Regions from separate parts of the Mus musculus genome. Here all the other regions are linked to region 1. The links are chromatin loops, found by intact Hi-C in ENCODE. Cell type or tissue: left cerebral cortex. All regions are shown on one strand.

Region 1 (2,500 bases):
GAAGAAAAAAAAAAAAGTGAACGCCATGCATGTTTGCTGTCCTCCAGCCCACAGCTGGGTTTTCTACCAGGACGCCAGCAGCCCAACACTTCAGGCACTCAACGCAGTTCTAAACATTTTTTTTCTTATTATTCTGGTTTGTTTTGTTTTGTTTTAATGTTACACGGAACCACATCACGCTCACGCACCATCAGCTGAGAGAGCTTACACTTTCACTTAAATCAGCTCCAAAACTCGCTTCCTGGCCCAGCAGGCACGCATGCATGCATGCATGGCCCATGCAGGCAAACAAGAGAGGAGTGTGGTGCCTGTGGTTTGGGTTGGTTTTTGTTTTTGTTTTTTGTTTTTTGTTTTTGTTTTTTCCTTTATTTCTTTCTTTCCTTTTTGGAAAGCGTTGACAATGTCCTTTTTACCCATAAACACCCTCCCCTCTCCCCTAGCTGCACACCCCGCTCCCTCCCACCGCCAATTCAAGCACGAGGGGGCGGGGGCGGCGGGGGCGAAGGGGGCCGCCGGGGATTCAAAAACCTGCCCTCACAAAAGACAAACATAAATAACACCAACTTGAGAGGCAGCCGATTGATTTTCCCCAGCCCGGTTCGGGACGCCATCCCTCGGCCCCCGGGGCAGGGCCGGGAGAGCAGGTGACGCCAGGCGCTAAGGCAGGAGGAGGTCGCAGTCTAGCCTGGTGCCAAGAAGCACCTGAAGTCCTAACACATTGGCGGCGGCTCCGGGCCGCTGCCAGGCGGATCCCGGTCTGTGGCACCGGGGGAGAGACGAGCTCGCCGGCCACACTGGAGCGGAGGGAGAGCAAAGGCTAGGGTGACAATCACACGAATGCCTCTGCTTTTCCTCCCAGTGTGCCGGGGAAACAATAGATCCCGCAGAGGATCAAGCCTCCCTCCTCACCCTGGCGCTCCCGGACCGCAGTCCACCCCCACCCGCCCGCGGGTCCGCCTTTGTGCACGCCGCCGCGTCCCCGCGCTCCCGCCGCCCCGCCACCCGCACGCCGCCCCCTTACCGAGCGGCCCGGGCGGGAGGTCGGACTCCTTCGGCGCTCTTCCCCCCCGCCCCCCCGTGACCGTGCGGGGCTCGGCGCCGACCGTGTGCCCTCCGCCCGCTCGTCACGGCGCGGCGCGCGCGGCGGCCGCCTGCACTCGCGCCTCGGCCCCCCACGCGCGTCTTGCCCGCGCGGGGCGGCCCCGGGACGCGCGCTGCGCTCCCCCCACCCCCACCCCCCACCTCCACCCCAGCCATGGCGGCCCGGCCTGGGGACCCGACGCGCAAGCGGGCACCCTCGCCTGCGGCCTGGGATCGGGGACGCCGCTCGGCCCACGTGCGGGGCCCCCCACGCCGGGCCCTGAGGCCCGCGAGGCCCGATGGACTTAGGGATCAGGCCGCGGGGATGAGGAGGGCCCCGGGGTAACAGGTGCCTCACCTCGGCTGATGGGATTAACTCTAGGGCCGCAAAGAGAGGGAGCCCAGCAGCGAAATCCCAGGAGAGGGAGAGAGGGAGCCTCTGGCGGCCAACGAAGGGCGAAAGGCACCGGCCCGAGGCAAGGCCGCCCCACCCCCAAGACCGTGGGCGAGGGGGCTCTGGCACTTAGGGCAAGGCCTGTGCCTTCCAGATGCTGAGGACCCCACAGTCTGTGGTTAAGTCTGTGACCCCAGGCATCCAAGGCCTGGCCATGGCCTGGGCTGGCCTAGAAGGCCAAGACCTAGGCCCTAGTCTACTCTACTGTGGTGTCCACTGGGATGATCCAGCTGACCCTCAAGGCCACACTACTAGAAGGAAAGGGATGAAGAGGACTTTGGACTTTTCTTCTTGTATATCTTTTCTGTTCACACTCACTGGTTTTGCCCTGTTAAAAACTCTCACTACACCCTCTCCTCCCAAATAATGTGACAGGTTCCATACTCTTCTCCTTCATACAAAATGGACTTTGATGGTCAATATAGACCATTGATGTATCCAAAAGCCTTGTAGGGCACAGGTACCATTTTTGAAGAGTCAAAATTGTGTTTTTGCCACACGTATGTGAGGTGCACACATAATCCCAACACAGCCAAGACAGGAGAATTGAGTTTGTGGACACCCTATAATCCAGCCATTGTCTGGAGATACAGAAACAACAGCTGACCAATGGTGGCGCACGCCTTTAATCCCAGCAGAGAGGCAGAGGCAGATGAATCTTAGAGTTTGAGACCACCCTGGACAACAGAGTGAGTTCCAGGACAGCCAAGGCTATTCAGAGTAACCGAATCAGGAAAATAAAAATAAATATATAGTAGCAACAATAGCCTGAAATTGTGTGTGTGCATAGAAAAAGCTGCAAGATCGTGTAACCCTCTCAATACAGGCAATCTAGAAAGAGGCGAAAGTACTTAATATTCCATATAGCACTGAATGTTAGATTTAGAATTTCAGTAGCCATGGCAGGGGTCAGGCTACCGCCCTTCAGCCTGTCTGTTCAGTGCTGCCGCTCTTCAGCCTGTCTGT
Region 2 (2,500 bases), 150 kb after region 1:
TAATTTGCATATATTTTCCAATGTTTTGAATCTCTTTAATATGCAGATAAAATTCCCAAAGCAAAGCATGCATTTCAAGCTGTAATTATAAGCATATATTTCCCACAGATAGTTATACACTAGGGAGGGGCACTAGGAAGGCAGGAGATTGGGGGAGCAAAAGCCCCCTATTTCTCTCTTTAACAAAACTCTGGCTCATAGTAAATAATATGGAACCAGATTTTTTTTTTTTAATTTCTTCATTAATTTAGAAACATTTCTATTTGGCTTCTCTGTAAATTACACAGATGTTTAATTAAGCCAGTTGTAACCATTTCTGTCCTGCAATGTAACCACCCTGTTATATCACATGAATTTGAAATGTCAATATGTAGCATTAATAACCCACTTGCCCCAAATTTAAATTAGCTTTTTATGAAAAAAGCTAATTACTTGGGACACCAAATAATTAGCTTTTTATGAAAAAAGCTAATTACTTGGGATAACAAATAATTAGCTTTTTATGAAAAAAGCTAGTTATTTGGAATATAATTTAGTTGGTTCATATTATAATTACAGCTTACAATACTGAAGTTCAAAACCATACTTTTTTAAAAAGAAACTTTTAAATGTGTTTTCAAAAGGGCCAGCAACTCAACTCAGGACAGCAAAGCTCCTTAAGAAAAAGGAACAAAATTTCAAAAAACTTGAAGTCCCGCAGCAAGACAATGAATAATTAATTTATTCTGGCCATTTAACACACATTTAATAAATCCTTACTATGTGCCAAGCACACTTTACTATATGTAGGCAGGTCAGCCAGGGCTAATCACCTAGAATGTTTAAGAAATAACAAAAACAACAACAACAACAATGACAAACCTTTTCTATTCTAACAAACATCTCTCTCAGAAGCCAAGCCATGACACTAAAGCCCCTGAAAACTCCTAAGAAACACAGTGCTAGTCACCTCTGGCTTTGTATTTTCCAAAGCATTTAATTCCAGGAAGTCCAATGGTGTCTTGATCAAATAATTAAATATGAAAATATTTTTAAATTTAATTTTTAATTTAAAATAAGTAATTGCCTTCATTGCTTCAAGGCATCAGTTAGGCCTTTTTAAAAGTTCCCATATCCCCCACTATCAGGAGTTTTAATTGTGGGATCTTTTTATTTAATAATGCAATGCACTTATTAAAAGTGCTTATGCATGTTAGGTATACTTATTATTATTGTTGTTAATTATTCTTATTATTCTTCTATTTACTAGACACCTGTGGACAAAAAATAAAACCGCGCAACAGAGAAACCGCAGGGAGGCGGGGCTGTGCAGCCAGGCTCAGACAGGCAGAGGCGCACATGCGCACTGGAGGCAAACCTGAAGGGAGGGGTTGCAGCCCGCATTGCGCAGGCGCAAGCAGGCTGGGGGAAGGCGGGGCTCTGGGCCACCTTGGAGGAGCTCTGGGAGGAGCTGAACAGTAAGAGAGGCGGGGCCTTGGGGGCGGGGGCTAGGCAGGCCACCTCAGAGGAGGCGGGCCTTGGGGGTGGGGACCAGGTAGGCTGGCTCTAAGGCGTCAGCACTTGGGAGGTTGGGCCTGTGGAAGCATGTTCTGGAAAAGCGCGCGACAGGCGAGGCGCGCGGCCTCTCTGCAGATGAGGCAAGGCTAGATGGGCGGGGCAGGTCTGAGACTGGCTACAACAGGGCTGCAGAATGACTGCATGCCTCCCCCCGCCCCCCTACCTCCCCAGACCCCTCCCACCAGCTCCCAACCACCAGATCCCTTCCGTGCAGCAAGAGTGAATCCCCCACCTCCCACCGTCCCATCATCTCCCACCTCCCATCATCTCCCACCTCCCATCATCTCCCACCTCCCACCTTGGCTTCGTGCCCACCCAGAAAACCGGACAGTTTCCACAAACTGTTGCTGGACACCCATTCGTGTCCCCAAGTCCAGTGCACCGTCACCGTCACCTCAATCAATCACCACTAGACAAGGCAGGCCATTCCGCCATCTCCAAAATCCAGCACCCCTCCACTCCACTGCCATAAGCAGGAGTTACGTGGGCAGAATGTTAAAACCAATTTTGGCCTCCCAGGGCTCCATTTTGTTTACCACCAGCACCACCACCATCATGCAGATAGCCGTCCGACAGGAAAACGGAGCCAGTTTTGACCCGAAAGGTGAACTGTGTTGTCCCCTCACCAAGGAGAGATACGTTCTCTCGTCTTCCCAACGCTACTTTCTGTGTCACTTAAGAGGCTGCAGGTCTTATGCCTGTGCCGCAGTTTGTAGCGCATTTTCTAAATTCACTCTTGTTGCGCTTTTGCGTTTGGTTACTCTCCTGCAGCTTTCCAAATTGAATACGTGAAACACGAATCGGTTTTGGGTATCACCGTAGTTCGGGCTGGTTTGTGGCGCATGAAGCGCCCCGTTCGCCCCGTTCACAGGTTCGCCTGTTCGCCCGTTTCATTTGCTCGTTCGTACGCTGAAGCGCATGAAGCGCCCATTAGTACAGTGAA
Region 3 (2,500 bases), 480 kb before region 1:
ACCCAGACCATCTGCCTTTCATATCGGGGTATTCAAACTGCATTTGTAACTAAATTCCCTTGAGCGTTTCCGGAGGCTCTTGGTTCCTGGCACAATGCTATATTTTCCCTTTCAAAACCCATCCTTAATGGGTGATGGACGTCAGAATAGCTAGATTGACACAAGCAATAACCGAGCCCTGGTCCACCTGAATTTTTCCTCCACCTAAATTTTGACAGACTATACATTTAATGTCATCTTTGACTGCGAAAGGCCGGGTTCTTCAGACAAAGCACGTCTGAGCCCGCAGTGGGGGCATCAGCTGTGTGCAGGGTCTCCTAGCAACTGCCCTTGCAGCCTTGTTTAAACACTAGCGCCGGCTTGTATTTCCACCCTCACACCAGCACACACTTCACAAAATCAACTCATGGGAATAATTCGCCATAATTCTGTCTCAATCAGAACACTGACCCCGCAATTGTACTCCAGGCAGCGTTTGCATTCTTTCTTTACCTCTGACAAATTTTTGAAGGCAAAGTATAGCTAGGGAAGAAAATTGCCCTTCATGTGGGAAAGAAATATGGCAGGCTTCTAAGCCTTCTTTCCTAAGATCCCAGGATGCCCTTTAGCCCTCAGAGTTCACAGAAACCAAGAAGCAGTTTACCAGTTGCAAAGATTCATCGATTTGATTTTACCTTTTGGGGTAGCACTTTGCGCATTTCCCTGGATATAATGTAAAATCGACATTCTTGCAGAGAATTTGTTTGGAGTGTATCATGCAAATGAAGCTGCAGGACCCGGGAAGAGTGGAGAGAAGGGTTGCATATTTTCTGTCTGCTTACAGATATTCTTGCTATAGAACGGCTGAATTGGAGCTGAGAAACAGTATCTTGTCAAACCTTGTCTTTTTAAGAAAGTACAGAGCCCACCTCCGTTGTTTGTTCCACTATGTTAATTACTGAGGAGAGTCAAATTTCAGTCCTTTACAAGTTTCCCCGCACCACGTTTTAGGATTCTTGTTTTGTTCTCTCTGCCTTGGCTGATTTACATGGATCGTAACAAGGAGGCAGCTAACAGGAATAAGCAAGGCTAACGCGTTCTACTGACTTTAAAGGAGTCGGGTTTGTGAGGACTTTCCGAGTGTGTAAAATGATCAGCGACTGATTATTTTTGCATGTGTTGGTTATTGATGCAGTAAGCAGATAATTGAGTCAAAAGCTGCACCAGAGTGCATCCCCTGGCAAGCATTTTAAGGATTCATGTTTTCGAAAGGAACCCACAGACACAGCCTCAAGCAGCAAAAGCTCTCTCTCACAGAGCCACACAGACCGTCCTCTGGAGGGAATCAGAGAGTGAGCGGTCTTGGCACACCCGGCCGCATGAGGGCAGTATTCCTTGAAAAATGAACCTGAAAGACCAGCTGCAAAATCTCTCAAAAATGGGAGAAATGAGCCAATGCAGATAAAAACGAGGTCTAGATGAAATCAAACGCAGATTTTAAAAATGTGTTTTAATCCATATAAACCATTATCCTTGCTGATTAAATTTTGCTTCGAGGATGAATTTCTCTGCTGAAATTTTACCATAGGTTTGCCTATGATTCTATAGAATCATTTCAAGATGTATGTCTAATAAATATAAAAGTAATTAAGGCTTGTCAGGGAGGAGTAGCCGCCCACCCACGATCCTTTGCTCCTACGTCACTGGTATTAAGAAGCGTTCTGTAAACGAACTAGACGTGTTTTCTTCTATATGTTTATTTCCCATACTCACTGTCATATACGTCTGTTTTGGGCTGTGGGAAAGCAAGACAAGCTTGCATCTCATGTTCAGAATTCTCCTCCTAGGTTGATGATATTCCCCATAATGCCAGAGCAAGCTTTCCTGAGTCCCTTCTAAAAAGGCACGAAGACACAGATGGAGGTTAAAACAGCAGCTACTGTCAGTCAAGGCCCCAGGCAAGACTGAGAAATCAAAGATATGCCCTCCTTTCCCTGTCTGATAATGTTGCTAGGTGGCCTTTGATAGCTCCAGGGCATAAAAGGGCGGGGAGCTTGTACTCCTGATCCGTCTGGCGTTTCTCCTGGGTGAATTTCTTTCTTCAGCATGACTATGAGGTTTTCAGGAGTGTTAGAAGGATGGTACATCAGTCACCAGCAAAGGCGACTTAGGAACAAACACCAACATGCTACAATAAATTGCCTTGGCTGAAAGCTATCTGATACATTTCTGGCTTGGCTGGAAGCCCTGCCTCCACATACCATAACTCAATGGCTATGGACTTGAGTTATTGCTGTATGCTACTGGGATCCACCAGGCTGAAGCCAAGAGACAGTGAATTGTAATCCAGATCTCAGTTCCTTCAGGTAAATGAAAGAAACCACACAGCACTACGATACAAAATGCAAATCTGGTCTATAGGAATCAAAACCAGAAAAGTTGGAAGGATGGGGCATTATAAAAGGGAGAAATTATATCAACTGGTTTGGGGGTTCGAGAAACACTTCACTGAAGAAATAGT

Evidence for each region. A loop is a pair of places that touch in the nucleus more often than their neighbours do. Peaks named below come from ENCODE experiments on the same cell type or tissue, not always from the same donor. Only the 100,000 strongest peaks of a DNase experiment are listed, where the experiment ranks them.
Region 2: a loop joins it to region 1, with 2.1 times the contacts of the local background. A loop is called at or near these places in 6 of 42 quality-filtered maps.
Region 3: a loop joins it to region 1, with 4 times the contacts of the local background. A loop is called at or near these places in 10 of 42 quality-filtered maps.

What each region holds. Positions count from the first base shown.
Region 1 is chr6:4,901,970-4,904,469 of GRCm38, reverse strand. It overlaps Gmfg-ps, which reads left to right and starts at 1,256. Exons shown (of 5, transcript XM_030255708.1): 1 at 1,256-1,422. The coding sequence starts at 1,256. It overlaps Ppp1r9a (protein phosphatase 1, regulatory subunit 9A), which reads right to left and starts at 1,495. Exons shown (of 16, transcript NM_001363809.1): 1 at 1,439-1,495. In left cerebral cortex, a CTCF peak has its summit at 1,550; DNase peaks (open chromatin) are centred at 250, 741 and 1,504; H3K4me3 peaks cover 1,769 bases; H3K27ac peaks cover 1,459 bases.
Region 2 is chr6:4,748,257-4,750,756 of GRCm38, reverse strand. All of the region lies in intron 1 of Peg10 (paternally expressed 10), which reads right to left. Among named protein-coding and RNA genes, the nearest start is that of Peg10, 2.2 kb to the right of the region's middle. In left cerebral cortex, a CTCF peak has its summit at 1,276; a DNase peak (open chromatin) is centred at 1,444; H3K4me3 peaks cover 945 bases; H3K27ac peaks cover 314 bases.
Region 3 is chr6:5,381,580-5,384,079 of GRCm38, reverse strand. It overlaps a transcript of Asb4 not described here. Among named protein-coding and RNA genes, the nearest start is that of Asb4, 7.6 kb to the left of the region's middle. In left cerebral cortex, a CTCF peak has its summit at 1,363 (motif pointing right); DNase peaks (open chromatin) are centred at 248, 827 and 1,339; H3K4me3 peaks cover 606 bases.